Regions from separate parts of the Homo sapiens genome. Here all the other regions are linked to region 2. A link is a contact called in ENCODE Hi-C or POLR2A ChIA-PET data. All regions are on one chromosome and are shown on one strand. Each heading gives the region's core, a stretch centred on a gene start or an enhancer-like site at or near the end of the contact. The rest is flanking DNA. Distances are from core to core; before and after follow the strand shown. Region 1 holds the start of P3H2 (prolyl 3-hydroxylase 2). Region 2 has its middle 65 kb from the start of P3H2-AS1. Region 3 overlaps P3H2 (prolyl 3-hydroxylase 2).

Region 1 (4,221 bases), core at 887-3,386, 65 kb before region 2:
CATTTGGATATTTGAACATGGTATGTACTTTCATCTCCTTAGAAACACAGCCTGGTCCAGCCGTGCTCACGCCTATAATCCCAGCACTTTTGGAGGCGGAGACGGACGGGTCACCTGAGGTCAGGAGTTCGAGACCAGCCTGGCCAACATGGTGAAACCCCTTCGCTACTAAAAATACACAAACACACACAAAAATTAGCCCGGCATGGTGGTGCACACCTGTAATCCCAGCTACTCAGGAGGCTGAGGCAGGAGAATCGTTTGAGCCCGGGAGGCGGAGGTTGCAGTGAGCCCAGATTGCACCACTGCACTCCAGCCTGGGTGACAAGAGCAAAACTCCGTCAAAAAAAGAAAAGAAAAGGAAGAGAGGAGAGGAGAGGGGAGGGGAGGGGAGGGGAGGGGAGGGGAGGGGAGAGGAGAGGAGAGGAGAGGAGGGGAGAGGAGAGGAGAAAAGAAAGCAAAGCAGAGCACAGCAGAGCAGAGCAGAGCAGAGCAGCCTGGTCCATTGGCTAGCATGAACAACCAACCCCAAAGCTTCCACTTTTCCGGTAGCTGTAGAAGATACATTGATATATTAACACAGAAAACGAGAAAGAAGGGTTAAGAGTGTCAATTTGAAGGAAAATTGGGTGAGTGGCAGTGGAGGTTGAAGAACTCATTCAAATTCCCTCTGCTGAAGCATCCAGAGAGATCTTCAAAGTTATGGATGTGAACAATATGTCAATATGCATACTATACCTCCTGACGCTAACTTTAGGCAAGTTAGGCATACAAAAATAAAACTAGAAAGAGAGGACTGATGCCTAGTAACCCAGTCCAATGCATACCACCAGAAAACGTAAGCCCTCTATCAAAGGAGAAAAAGTCAACACTTAGGGTGGATACTTTGACTGAGACTGCCTCAAACAGCTTCGCCTCCTCCAAGCATACCTTCTCTTTAACCTTTGATCTTTACTTTTTTGTAGGTGAAGGGGAGAAGAGAGAGAAATTTGTTTTGGAACAGGTCTTTCAACTTCACTATTTTGAAGATTCTTTTAAACTTCAGAGAAAAGGTGCAGACTACAGTATAGGAAGGATAAGAGAGAGGAGACAAAAGAAATGGGAAGTGAGAAGGGAGAAGAGAAATGGGAAGTGAGAAGGGAGAAGAGAAATGGGAAGTGAGAAGGGAGAAGATAAATTGTACTAGATTCAGCTTTGTCAATGCCTCATGAATTAGTGCTGAATGGGTACTTTAAACATCACCTTATCAGGACAGTCCTCTTTTTGAGAGAGAAGCTGGCTCTGAGAAAGAGAGAAAAAGACTTGTCCAAGTTAATCAATTGTTGCATACAGAGATAGGGCCACCAGATATCTGGATTCACAAACTGAGACACATATTTAAGGAGACCCAATTCGAAAGACTGAACAGAGATGACGGGGGCAGCAGGGAGGGCTCAAGAGAGCGTGTGAGAGCCGCAGGGGCTTTGCAGTGGAGGAGCGCTCTGTGGGTACCTTGATGTAGGCCCGCTGCAGGTAGTTGTAGGGCACTCTGCGCTGGAAGTCGCTGCGCACATCCTCGCTGACGCGGTGGCGGGATGCGGGGCCCCCGAGGCGCTGGGTCTCACAGCTGCGATAACAGCGCGCCCGCCCCAACAAGGAGCGGAAAAGGGGCAGCTCAGCGCCGGGGCCCTCGCCGGGGGGCGGGGGCGGGAGCGGGTGGCGCGCCGCGCAGTGGCGGGCACAGCGCGTGCGGATTTCCCGCAGGCGCCGGTGGCTGCGCAGCGCCGCTTCCAAGTCGCGCACCGCTCGCTCGTAGTCTCCGCTGTAGTAGGCGGCCGCGCCGCTGGCGTAGAGCAGGTCGAAGGGCTGCAGAGGCCCGGGCTCCAGCTCCAGCTCCCGGCGTGGGCTGTCCGGGGGGCCGCCCCACAGTGGCGGCGGCAGTAGCAGCGGCAGCAGCAGCAGCAGCGGCGGCGCCCAGATGCGCTCCCGCATCCTCCGCCTCAGAGAGGCGCGGGACGGTTACGCTCGAGAGGGCTTCGGGGCACCTCGCGTCCGGGTCCCCTCTCCCACCTTCCCTCGGGGAAGCGCGCCGACTCCGCCGCGATCTGGCCGCTCCGCGAGCCCCAGGTGACCGCCGGCGCTCCGCGTACTGAGAGGCGGAGGCCGTGCCTGGCCAGCCGCTCTTAAAGGGACGCCCACAGCTCACACGCTCCTCCTGCTGCCTGAGACTCCGAGAGCCGCTCTCCCAGGCTCCCCGCTGCAGCGGCGGGGCTGCCAGGGGCGGCACACTCCAGCGCCAGCCAGAGAGCTAGCGCCGCTTGAGGCCGGCCGGGGACGAGGCGCTTTACACGTGAGCTCCCTTCTGGTTGTACAAGTGGATAGTATTAGTCTTCTTTTTGGGAAATAAAGAAAATCCAGCTTAGCAAGGTTAGGGCCTTAATCATATTCTGGAATCTCTGTATGGCCTCGCAGTTTGCAGAGTGCTTCACCTTCTAAATGAAGCCTGGAGCGCCATTTCAGACTGAATCAAACCGTAGATGCCATGTGTACCTACGCAACAAATCTGCGCATTCTGCACGTGTATCCCGGAACGTAAAGTTAAAAAAAAAAAGAATAAATAAATAAATAAATAGAAAAAAAACCCATAGAGGCCCTGTAGGCCCAGATGCGGAGGTTTAAGAAGATAAGTGATTTGCCTAAATGCATAGAGCTGAGAAGTGGCAAAGGACGGACCCAACCCAGGGCCTTTAGAACCAAAGCTTACCGCTTCTTCTCTTGGGGAAGGTTTCTCCCTTACCTTTTCGTCCAACTTGGTGTGGATGTGTGTCCGGGCATTGGATCAGGGCGCTGGGCCAGGGGAAGAACAATATATAGCCTGCCTTTCCTGTGCAGCCCGTGGTTTTACAGGGCCCAGAGAACCTTTGGAGGCAGGAGGAGCTGTACTCGCATTCTGGCTCCGTCCGTTTACCAGCTGTGTGACCTTGGCAACTGAGGGCCTCAGTTTCCTCATCTCCTAAACAGCCAGACGCCTAACACGTAAAATGCTATTCAGAAAAAAATTCTTGCTGTGGGCCAGGTGCAGTGGCTCACCCCTGTAATCCCAGCACTTTGGGAGGCCAAGGCGGGTGGATCACCTGAGGTCAGGAGTTCGAGACCAGCCTGGCCACCATGGCAAAACCCCGTCTCTACTAAAAATACAAAAATTAGCTGGGCGTGGTGGCACGTGCCTGCAGACCCAGCTACTCAGGAGGCTGAGGCAGGATAATTGCTTGAACCTGGGAGGTGAAGGTTGCAGTGAGCTGAGATCATGCAGCCTGGGTGACAGAGTGAGACTCCGTCTCAAAAACAAAAAAAACAAAGAAAAAGAAAAGAGAGGAGAGGAGGGGAGGGGAGGGGACGGGAGAGGAGAGGGAAATTCTTATTCTAAGAGTTGAACAAAGAGGCAATTTAGTATATCCCTTACCTCAAGGAATTAAGCAATCTGCATCAATCTAGGAATGAGAAAGCTGACAGAAATGGTTGCCAGATTCCAAACGACTAGCTGGAGGCTTCCTGTTCCTCCCCTTCTCCTCTGTCACGAATACATTCTTAGCCAAGGTGTTCCCCTCTTTCGTGTTCCTTGGCTTCACACTCTCACAAGAATATTGGTTGGACCCTGGATCCCAGCCTGCCTCCTGGAGGCATTTCTGTGGTCTTCTAGTGCCTGTGAGAATCTCATCAGTCTTTCAGCCCCTGCAATGGTGAGCAGAGGGACAGGCAATGGGAAAAAGACTCACGCATGTATCTAGTTGCTATGATTTTTCCGAAGAAGGCTTTTATGTGGAATCACCACTACGCTGAGGGGCTTGCCAGAGATTCATGCTGATTCCTTCATTCATTTTGTTAGGTTTGACCACTCAGGCCATGAACAGCCCTGGCTGTGTAATTCCAAGAGACACTGATGAATCATGCTCTTTTTTTTTCCCACCAAACGTTACTAATTCGGCTCATATCACTGATGAAAAAGCTCCAGTTTGGAGCTGAATGTATATTGAATGCCTTGGATGGTCAGTGTTCCAGAATTAGCACATCAGTCATCTGCCCAGACTTTTTCTCTAGAGATTGTCTGTTTTCAGATAAAGATTTTGGAGTCTAGTCCAGGGTTATCAGTCCACTTGTGGAAGGTTTTGAAGCACATCAGGATAGGAACTCCTGCTGTGGGACTGAGGGCAAAGTGCCAGGATACCTTGCTACATTCTATTT
Region 2 (3,915 bases), core at 446-2,945:
AGTAAGAACACTCCAGTTCTTTTGCTATGCCCGAAAGGGGATATACATTTGTATTAAAATTGCAACTTTTCTGCCATTCTCTACCTTACACTCTCATTATTTCTTACTGGAGTGGTAACAGTCACCTCTTCACCAGTCTCCTTGTTCCCATTGTCAGTCTTCGTATAACCATGCAAATTGTTATCAGAAATTGTTATCAGTGTTTTCAGAAACTGTCAATATCATTCTTCTTTTCAAAAGTCTTATTTTCCCTGGGACACACAAAAGTAAGTACAAATTTCTTAAGATGAAATTGAAAGACTCCCGTAGTCAGCCTGAAATCCCCTCTCTTATTTTCATCCATTACATGTATACATGTATTAGTCTATGCTTTGCTGTTGTTGTTGTTTTTCTTTTTTTGAGACAGAGTCTTGCTCTGTTGCCCAGGCTGGAGTACAGTGGCATGATCTTGGCTCACTGCAGCCTCCACCTCCTGAATTCAGGCGATTCTTGTGCCTCAGCCTCCTGATACCTAAGACTACAGGTGTGCACCACCACGCCAGGCTAATTTTTGTATCTTTAGTAGAGACAAAGTTTTGCCATGTTGGCCAGGCTGGTCTCGAACTCTTGGCCTGAAGTGATGTCCCCTCCTCAGCCTCCCAAAGTGCTGGGATTACACGCATGAGCCACCGCACTAGGCCTAGTCTGTGTTTTAAAGGAGACAAGCTACTTAACAGCTATAATCCCTATCGCAATCTGAGTTGTCAGTTTCTGTCACTACACCAAGAGCTCTTGGAGAGCAGGGATGGCTCCTTATATATCTCTGAGTCCTGGTGGCAAAACTGCACTTGGTGGCACACTAGGCACTGTAAGTGTTTGTGGAATTGATTGGTTGCTCTTTTAGCAGGATCTCTCCCTACCTGTTTTGTCTCTCACACTACAACCTCTCAATAAATAACTGCTGATTGTTGTCTAAACTAGTGCTGCTGATTGTTGTCTAAACTAGTATGATCTTTGAACTGCTAACATCGGCTTGATCTAGGAACTTGTTAGAAATGCAAATTCTTAAGACTTGATCCAAGTTTTTTTTTTTTCTTTTTTTTTTTTTGGCAGGGTCTTGCTCTGTCACTCAGGCTGGAGTGCTGGAGTACAGTGGTGTCATCATAGCTCACTGTAACCTCAACCTCCTGGGCTCAAGAGATCCTCCTGCCTCAGCCTCCGGAGTAGCAAGGACTACCAGGTGCACACCACCACACTCAGCTAATTATTTTATTATTCTATTTTTGAGACAGAGTTTCGCTTTTGTTGCCCAGGCTGGAATGCAATGGCCCAGTCTCAGCTTACTGCAGCCTCCACCTCCCAGGCTCAAGCGATTCTCCTGTCTCAGCCTCCTGAGTAGCTGGGATTACAGGTGTGCCCCATCACGCCCAGCTGATTTTTGTATTTTTAGTAGAGATGGGGTTTCTCCATGTCGGTCAGGCTGGTCTCGAACTCCTGACCTCAGGTGATCCATCCGCCTCAGCCTCCCAAAGTGCTGGGATTACAGGCGTGGACCACCATGCCTGGCCTAATTATGTTATTTTTTGTAGAGATGGGGGTCTAGCTATGTGGCCCAGGATGCCAAGAGTGTGGGAATTAGGAAATCTCCAGAATCGTTATGCATGCTAAAGTTTGAGAAGCACATTCCTAAACCATTACCAGGAACGAACTTACAGATTCTGGGAAGATGCTGACTCATGTTTCATTTAATAAAAATGTGGTTATTTAACCAGTGCCAAAACGCCAAGGCGGGGGATTCCATTAGTTGGTAGAATCTTAAGACATAGCCAAGATAAAGCCTGAGTATTGGCAAAGGTGGGACAAAAGGCAAGAATTTTTAAAGTCGCTTTGCTTATGATGGCTCCAGCTGTAGTGTTCTGCCCCACTCCCAATGAAAAATAGCAAAAATCAGCACTTGCTAAGTTCACACAGTATAATGAAACTCCCCTGTAGTATAGTGTTGCTGTGTGTTAGTCAAGGGCTAGGAGGGTGTTAATATGTTAAGCCTCACAGAAAATACAATTTTATTGTATAGGAACCTTTATAATACCAATCCTTTATTCACTAATTAGATCATTTATTATTTCCACTAATATTTATTGAGAGCCAATGATGTATAATCTGTATGCTAACTATTGTGGAGTTACACAAATAAGTAAAAGGCACAGGCTTCACAGTTAAATTGCTGACAGTGTAATGGAGGTAACGCACAATGAATATGCAGTTTTAAAACAATGCCATTTGTATTAACTAGGAGTAAATACCAGCTGTCAAACAGCCCAGCACATGAACACTAACCCAGTTTAGAGGGCTCAGAGAGGCTTCCTGGAAAATATAGTATGTTAGTTGAGGCCAGTAGCATCAGTAGGAATTATTTAGGCGATGGGTGCAAGGAGAAGGAATGAAGTGGGGAATAGTGTGAAAGGATGTTGCATGTAAAAGATATTGCATTTATATAAGCCAGAAAACAGGGTGGGAACCGCAGCAAGGTGCCTTCATAGGACTGTAGCTTGTTCATACTGGACAAAACGTAGAGTACAAAATGGAGTGAGGAGAAATGAGGGTGGTGAGATACAGGACCAAATTGTGCAAGTCTCCTAAACCACAATAAAGTCTTCTAAACCATATTTGTCCTGGAGAAGGAGTGAAGGAGATTAGAGTGGGTGGGTGGCAATCAGCCAGAAAGCACTGAAAGGTTTTAAAGCGGTGAAATAGCTACAGTCTATTTCTGCTGTAGAAGTAGTGTGGCTACAATGTGCGTAACATTGGAATGGGACAAGACTGGAGGCAGGGAGGCCACATAGAAGAATGGTGACTTGAACTAAGTTGCAATGGAGAAGGAAGAGAGGTGGACTCAAGAGGGTAAGTACTAAGAAGCAACAGCTTGATGGTATACTGGATGTGGAATCTAAGGTGGTGCCTAAGTTCAGCCTTGGGTAAAACAGTGGGTTCACTGAGATAGGGAATTCGAGAGTTGTAGTGCAGTGGGGATCCAGGGTTGGAGGGGACAGGAGTTTTGAGACAGTGATGACTAAGTGACCTGCTTTAACCCCAAAGTGAGAGCATATTTGAAAGCTGTAAGCCTGTTGCTCTTCAAAAGCACACTGTGGGCCGGTGTGGTGGCTCATGCCTGTAATCCCAGCACTTTGGGAGGCCGAGGCAGGCAGAGCACTTGAAGTCAGGAGTTCGAAACCAGCCTGGCCAACATGGTGAAACCCCGTCTCTACTGAAAATACAAAAAAATTAGCCAGACGTGGTGGCAGGTGCCTGTGATCCCAGCTACTCAGGAGGAGGGAAGAGAATCGCTTGAACCTGGAAGGCGAAGGTTGCAGTGAGCCGAGATTGAGCCAGTACACTCCAGCCTGGGTGACAGAGCAAGACTCTATCTCAAACAACAACAACAACAAACCACACACAAAACCACACACACACACACACACACACACACACACACACACGCACTGTGGAACTACCAGTTCTCTTCTGAATTTCCATGCTATTTCTGAATGAATATGCTTCATTGCGCAGAACAAGGGCGTACTGGGCACTCTGGATCAAAGGTGAGGCTTAGCAGTAAAATCGCTTTTTGTCCCACTATGCAGTTCAGTGAGCCAAGGAAAAGATTGAAGACCAAAGATGCTGCTCTTGTGTTGCTCTATAACCTGCATTTTAATTTTTTAGTTTGTGAAGTGGGAGAAATATTAACTTATTTTTCACAGCTGACCTAAAAACTTTTTAATTAAATATAAAACATCCTAAAAATTGAATTTGATTATACATGCCTAAACAACAAACTTGCACAACTTAATTTTTTAAAAAAATCCTAATCTGCAAAACTTAATCATTCTGGAACTGTTCTGAAGCCACAAGCCCTGAATTTTACTTATTTTTGTTTGT
Region 3 (4,168 bases), core at 1,394-3,893, 120 kb before region 2:
TCCTTCTAACTCAGGCAAACTGGTGCCAGATACCATGTACTGTCCTAAGAAGTCTTTAAGGGTTTCTTATTGCCTTCAAAAGAAAGAGGTCATGATGAAATGGAAAGAACAGATGCTAGGATCCACACAAGCATGAATTCAAATCCTAGTGGATTACTAAATGACTTTGAGAAAGTTCCTCAGTCTGTCCAGGCTTTTGTTTCTTTTCTTGGTAGAACACAAAACACAACTACTATTTGTGGTTGTGAGAATTACATGAGAAAAGTATATAAAATGCCTGGCATATATTAGGTACTTAATACATGGTAGTTGGATTTTCTTTCTCCTCGAGGTCCTCCATGATATGCTAACTTACTTTTCCAACCTTAGCTTACTTCTACCCTTCAACAGGCAAAATCAAAGATAATCAAACTCTTTCCTCTAAAATTCTCCCCTAGCCTTCTTAATCCTTCATCACAGTCATTTTATATCAGTTGTGTTCATATGCTATCCATCCTTCAAAATTAAGCTGCAATACTATCTCTTTGCTCTCAAACCCTTCCTTATTTGCTTCAACCCTAATCTTTCCCCCTGTATCCATGGATCCTTATAATTACCTGTCTTTTGGCATCTCCTAATTCTGTGTCCTATATCATAAACTAATGTACATGACAAATCCCCTCCCATCACAATCCTTGATGCAAGCATCATTTATTTAATGCTCTAGTCTCAAAGTTCCTTGCACAGAATATCCCCATTTAACAAATTCAAATTGAATAAAGAAATAATTTTTCACTCTTAAGAACTAGCTCTAATAACTAAAACTGTGGCCCATACATTACCCACTGCTTTATCACTAAATGTAGAATATCCACACTTGTAAGTCGTGGACTTAATAGGTGTCCAGTGAATATTTACTGATTAATAATAAGCCTGGCACTATTATTATGTATAAGCATTGCGTTTTGAAATAAACCCAGACTTCCTTTGTTGGAATCCCAGCTTACCTTCTAACTAGTGACATAACCTTGGGCAAGTTACTCAATCTCTCTGTGGCTTGGTTTTATCTTCTGTAAAATGGAATTAATAATAGTATCTTGCATCAGTGAGATAACGTTATTCCCCACTGATTCAATCTTACATTTACAAACTCCATATCCTAACCACCACCAAGGACTTGAACAGGAAGCAAGACCCTGGCATAATGAACTGGTGGGAACAGAATACCAGAATGGGATAACATCAGAATTGGGAGCAAGAATGTGGAGCAGGCAGTAGTTGAGGGCCATGAGCAAATTCTATTGAATAATTTTGTTTAAGATTAGCTCTGAGCTTTCATCATTAAGACTTTTAATCAATCAGAGAAGTTATATAAAGCTATTCTTCTATTAAGCCAGTGTATTTGGGCCCAAACCACATTCCCCAACAAATGGCTCCTGAGATGTTTTAGTTTAAATTTAGGAGTTCTACTTTTTACAAATGGCTTCATAATCTATGAAAATGGTGCCATGGGGTGTACACAACTACTGGTAAATGATAAGCTGCTTCTAGTTAGTTAGTGCTGGAGTCTGCAGATAGCAAGGGCTGTGGATTATTTAATGTGATCAGTAATCTGACATGAAGAGACAGTATTTATCATTTCCATGCCTGAGCACAGCATCCTACTTGTCAGCATTCCACAGGCAAAAGCAAATGTTCTTGGGAAAAAGGCATTTTGCTAAACTTTTGCTCTGGTCAATACGTTTGGCTATTGCATTACAGACAGTACTAATGGTTCTCTTTAAATAGGACAACCACATCAGACACCGCTTGCTACCAAAGTTATTTTTAAAAATCATACCTGCAGTTGCTTTCAGACTTCCATTTTTTAAGTTTAAAAGCTTCCCTTTGCATGATTAATGTGTTACTAAATACCAGGTGTGTGCTTTGTTAGAGATTCAGATAACAGTGCTTCAATACAATTTCCACCCTTGATGTTCTGTGACATATAAATGTGTGAAAGTCTCCTCACGCCCACTGTGGTGGTGGTTGTAATTACAATGTTTATTTTTGGAGTGAGTGAAGCCTGTATGGTGACCATTAGAGACTTCCGAGCTGCCTCTGGAACATAAGCTGTTACCCCAGGATATGCAGAAAAAGATGGGGAGCAGATAGGCAGAGGCTTTAAAGAGAGCAGCCAATTTGTTACTTTCTGCGAGAAATGAATTTGAAGAGCCTCCTTGCTCTTTTCACCATGAGTTAGATTTGAGAATGTTTATACTTAACTATATATCTATTTAAGCATTTAAATTTAAATAAACATTTAAGAAATCATTTTAGAATAAACTTTTTTTTTTTTTTTTTTTTTGAGACAGGGTCTCACTGTTACCCAGGCTGGAGAATAGTAGGGCAATCATAGCTCACTGTAGTCTTGACCTCCCAGGCTCAAGTGATCCTCCTGCCTCAGCCTCCCAAGTAACTGTGACTACAGGCACACACCACCACACCTAACTTTTTTTTTTTTTTAATTTTTAGTGGAGAACAGGCCTTACTATGTTGCCCAGGGTGAACTCCTGTTGCTCAGTTCTTGAAATCCTGAGCTCAAGTGATTCTCCAACCTCGGCCTCCCAAAGTGCTGGGATTATAGACATGAGTCACTGAACCCAGCCAGAATAAATATTCTTAATAACTAAATTCTTGGCTACACTTCAGTAACTTTGTTTCTGATCCTTCCTAGGGAGTGAGTCAACAAATAGGGCTGTGCTGGAAGGGCTAGGCTGATAGCTGCTCAGTAAATCTCATCACGGTATGACTCTTCTGAATCTGAAGTCGACAGGTTTAAGCAAGGGGATATTTTGTAACTTAAAATATATTTAAATAACATCTGATGTACATTTCCAGTCTTTGTGCATTCACATATATATTTATCTATTCAGCCTATTTTTATTGAGACAATGGTATGCCAGATACTCTGGAAGTCACCAGGGACAAGTGCAGAGCAAAAATGGGTATATCTGAGGCTTCACTGAAGTAACAGTCTAAATGTACATATTTATAATAACAAAGATGTCTATATTTGAAAAATATAAAATTTGAGTCATACCGTATAGTTTTGAAAATCCCTCCTAAATTAACATGCTGTCTTAAGCATTTTCCTGGCAGCAGGAAGTAACAGGACATATCAGAGGCTATAAGATAAGCCTTCTTGTTTTGTGTCAGCCAGTCTTCTGATATACAACAAAATCAAAATGTAAAGCAGCTTCCTTAGGTGCAAACAGTAGACTGCAGGGGCTGTTCAGCTAATTCCATCTTCTAGGAAAAGCCTGTTGTTGCGTAAAGAGTTTGGGCTCTTGGTTTCTGGTAGGCTGGCTCTCCATAATTGGAGGACTCCCTGCCTAAAAACTGCTTATGCCAGAAGGCACTGATGTCCAAGGTCTCCAGGAGAGCACTGTCTCCATTAAAAAACCGAGTCTCCCCAAGGCAATGACAGCATTTCAGATTCCATCTGGTTGTTCACTAAACTTGTTTCCCTGTCATCCTGGGCAAAAAGTGAGACAATATTGTTCAGTCCTTTTGCATTAATGTGACCACAAGACTGAGTTATACATCAGAATATGGATGCAGGTGATACATGCCATTCCCAGGCTTGGCCCATAAAAACCTTCCATGGAATCCATTACCCTCCCTCCCTTTCCTTGTCTATCAACTGGTTGATGAGTGTCAATACCCAGGAGGATTTTGAAGCCATTTGTTGAAGACGTCAGAGGAAGAGTACTCCTCCCCATCACCCAACACCTCTTGAACTTTATATGAGAAATAAACTTTTATTGTTTTAAGCCACTGAGATTTAGGAGTTTCTCTTTTACAACAGTCAGTGTTATGTTAATCAGTAACGACATAGAGATTTTTTTTTCAGTACTGCTCCTATAGAATTACTTTCTAACTGAAGACTCTCTCTAGTCAAAGTCTTAGTCAATACAGGATTCAAAAAAATATTGTTTGGCCTATTCTGTCATTTCCTTAATTATATGAAATGTCCTACACGTATTTGGTCATCATATCTGCCTCTGTTACCAAGATATAAGTAAACCATTCTGGGCTACTGCAATAGCCTCCTATTTGGTCTTTCATCAGTCTCCCCTCCAATAATCTATAATTTATAAAAGTTTATGAAACACTTTTTGATGTGGACATTTAAGGCTATGAACTT

What was found. Hi-C counts contacts between places; a loop is a spot of excess contacts on that map. ChIA-PET counts read pairs that join two places held with the same protein, here RNA polymerase II (POLR2A). Pooled maps may share reads with other maps.
Region 1: a loop to region 2 is called in a map of mammary epithelial cell, with 3 times the contacts of the local background. The contact joins the promoter of P3H2 here to the enhancer-like site in region 2. A Hi-C loop is called at or near these places in 19 of 168 maps with a recorded cell type or tissue (Caco-2, Calu3, GM12878 and 13 more), 3 of 37 single-sample maps with no recorded cell type and 11 of 50 pooled maps. POLR2A ChIA-PET finds 5 or more read pairs at or near these places in 3 of 52 experiments (IMR-90, MCF 10A and Panc1).
Region 3: a pooled map shows a loop between it and region 2 (2.3-fold over the local background). The contact joins two enhancer-like sites. A Hi-C loop is called at or near these places in 1 of 168 maps with a recorded cell type or tissue (mammary epithelial cell) and 1 of 50 pooled maps. POLR2A ChIA-PET finds 5 or more read pairs at or near these places in 3 of 52 experiments (AG04449, GM12878 and Panc1).

The regions. Positions count from the first base shown.
Region 1 is chr3:190,118,761-190,122,981 of GRCh38, forward strand. P3H2 (prolyl 3-hydroxylase 2) reads right to left here and starts at 2,137. Exons shown (of 15, transcript NM_018192.4): 1 at 1,492-2,137. The coding sequence starts at 1,971. P3H2-AS1 (P3H2 antisense RNA 1) reads left to right here and starts at 2,204. Exons shown (of 4, transcript NR_126419.1): 1 at 2,204-2,329. RefSeq lists silencers at 1,614-1,693, 1,904-2,133, 2,080-2,374 and an enhancer at 2,344-2,523.
Region 2 is chr3:190,183,761-190,187,675 of GRCh38, forward strand. No RefSeq gene overlaps it. Among named protein-coding and RNA genes, the nearest start is that of P3H2-AS1, 65 kb to the left of the region's middle. Within about 2 kb of position 1,696, at least 2 of the 41 ENCODE cell types and tissues checked have a DNase peak (open chromatin) inside an H3K27ac peak, as active enhancers do; they include mammary epithelial cell, where a contact is called at or near this core.
Region 3 is chr3:190,061,686-190,065,853 of GRCh38, forward strand. All of the region lies in intron 1 of P3H2 (prolyl 3-hydroxylase 2), which reads right to left. Among named protein-coding and RNA genes, the nearest start is that of P3H2, 57 kb to the right of the region's middle. RefSeq lists a silencer at 2,555-2,849. Within about 2 kb of position 2,644, at least 2 of the 41 ENCODE cell types and tissues checked have a DNase peak (open chromatin) inside an H3K27ac peak, as active enhancers do.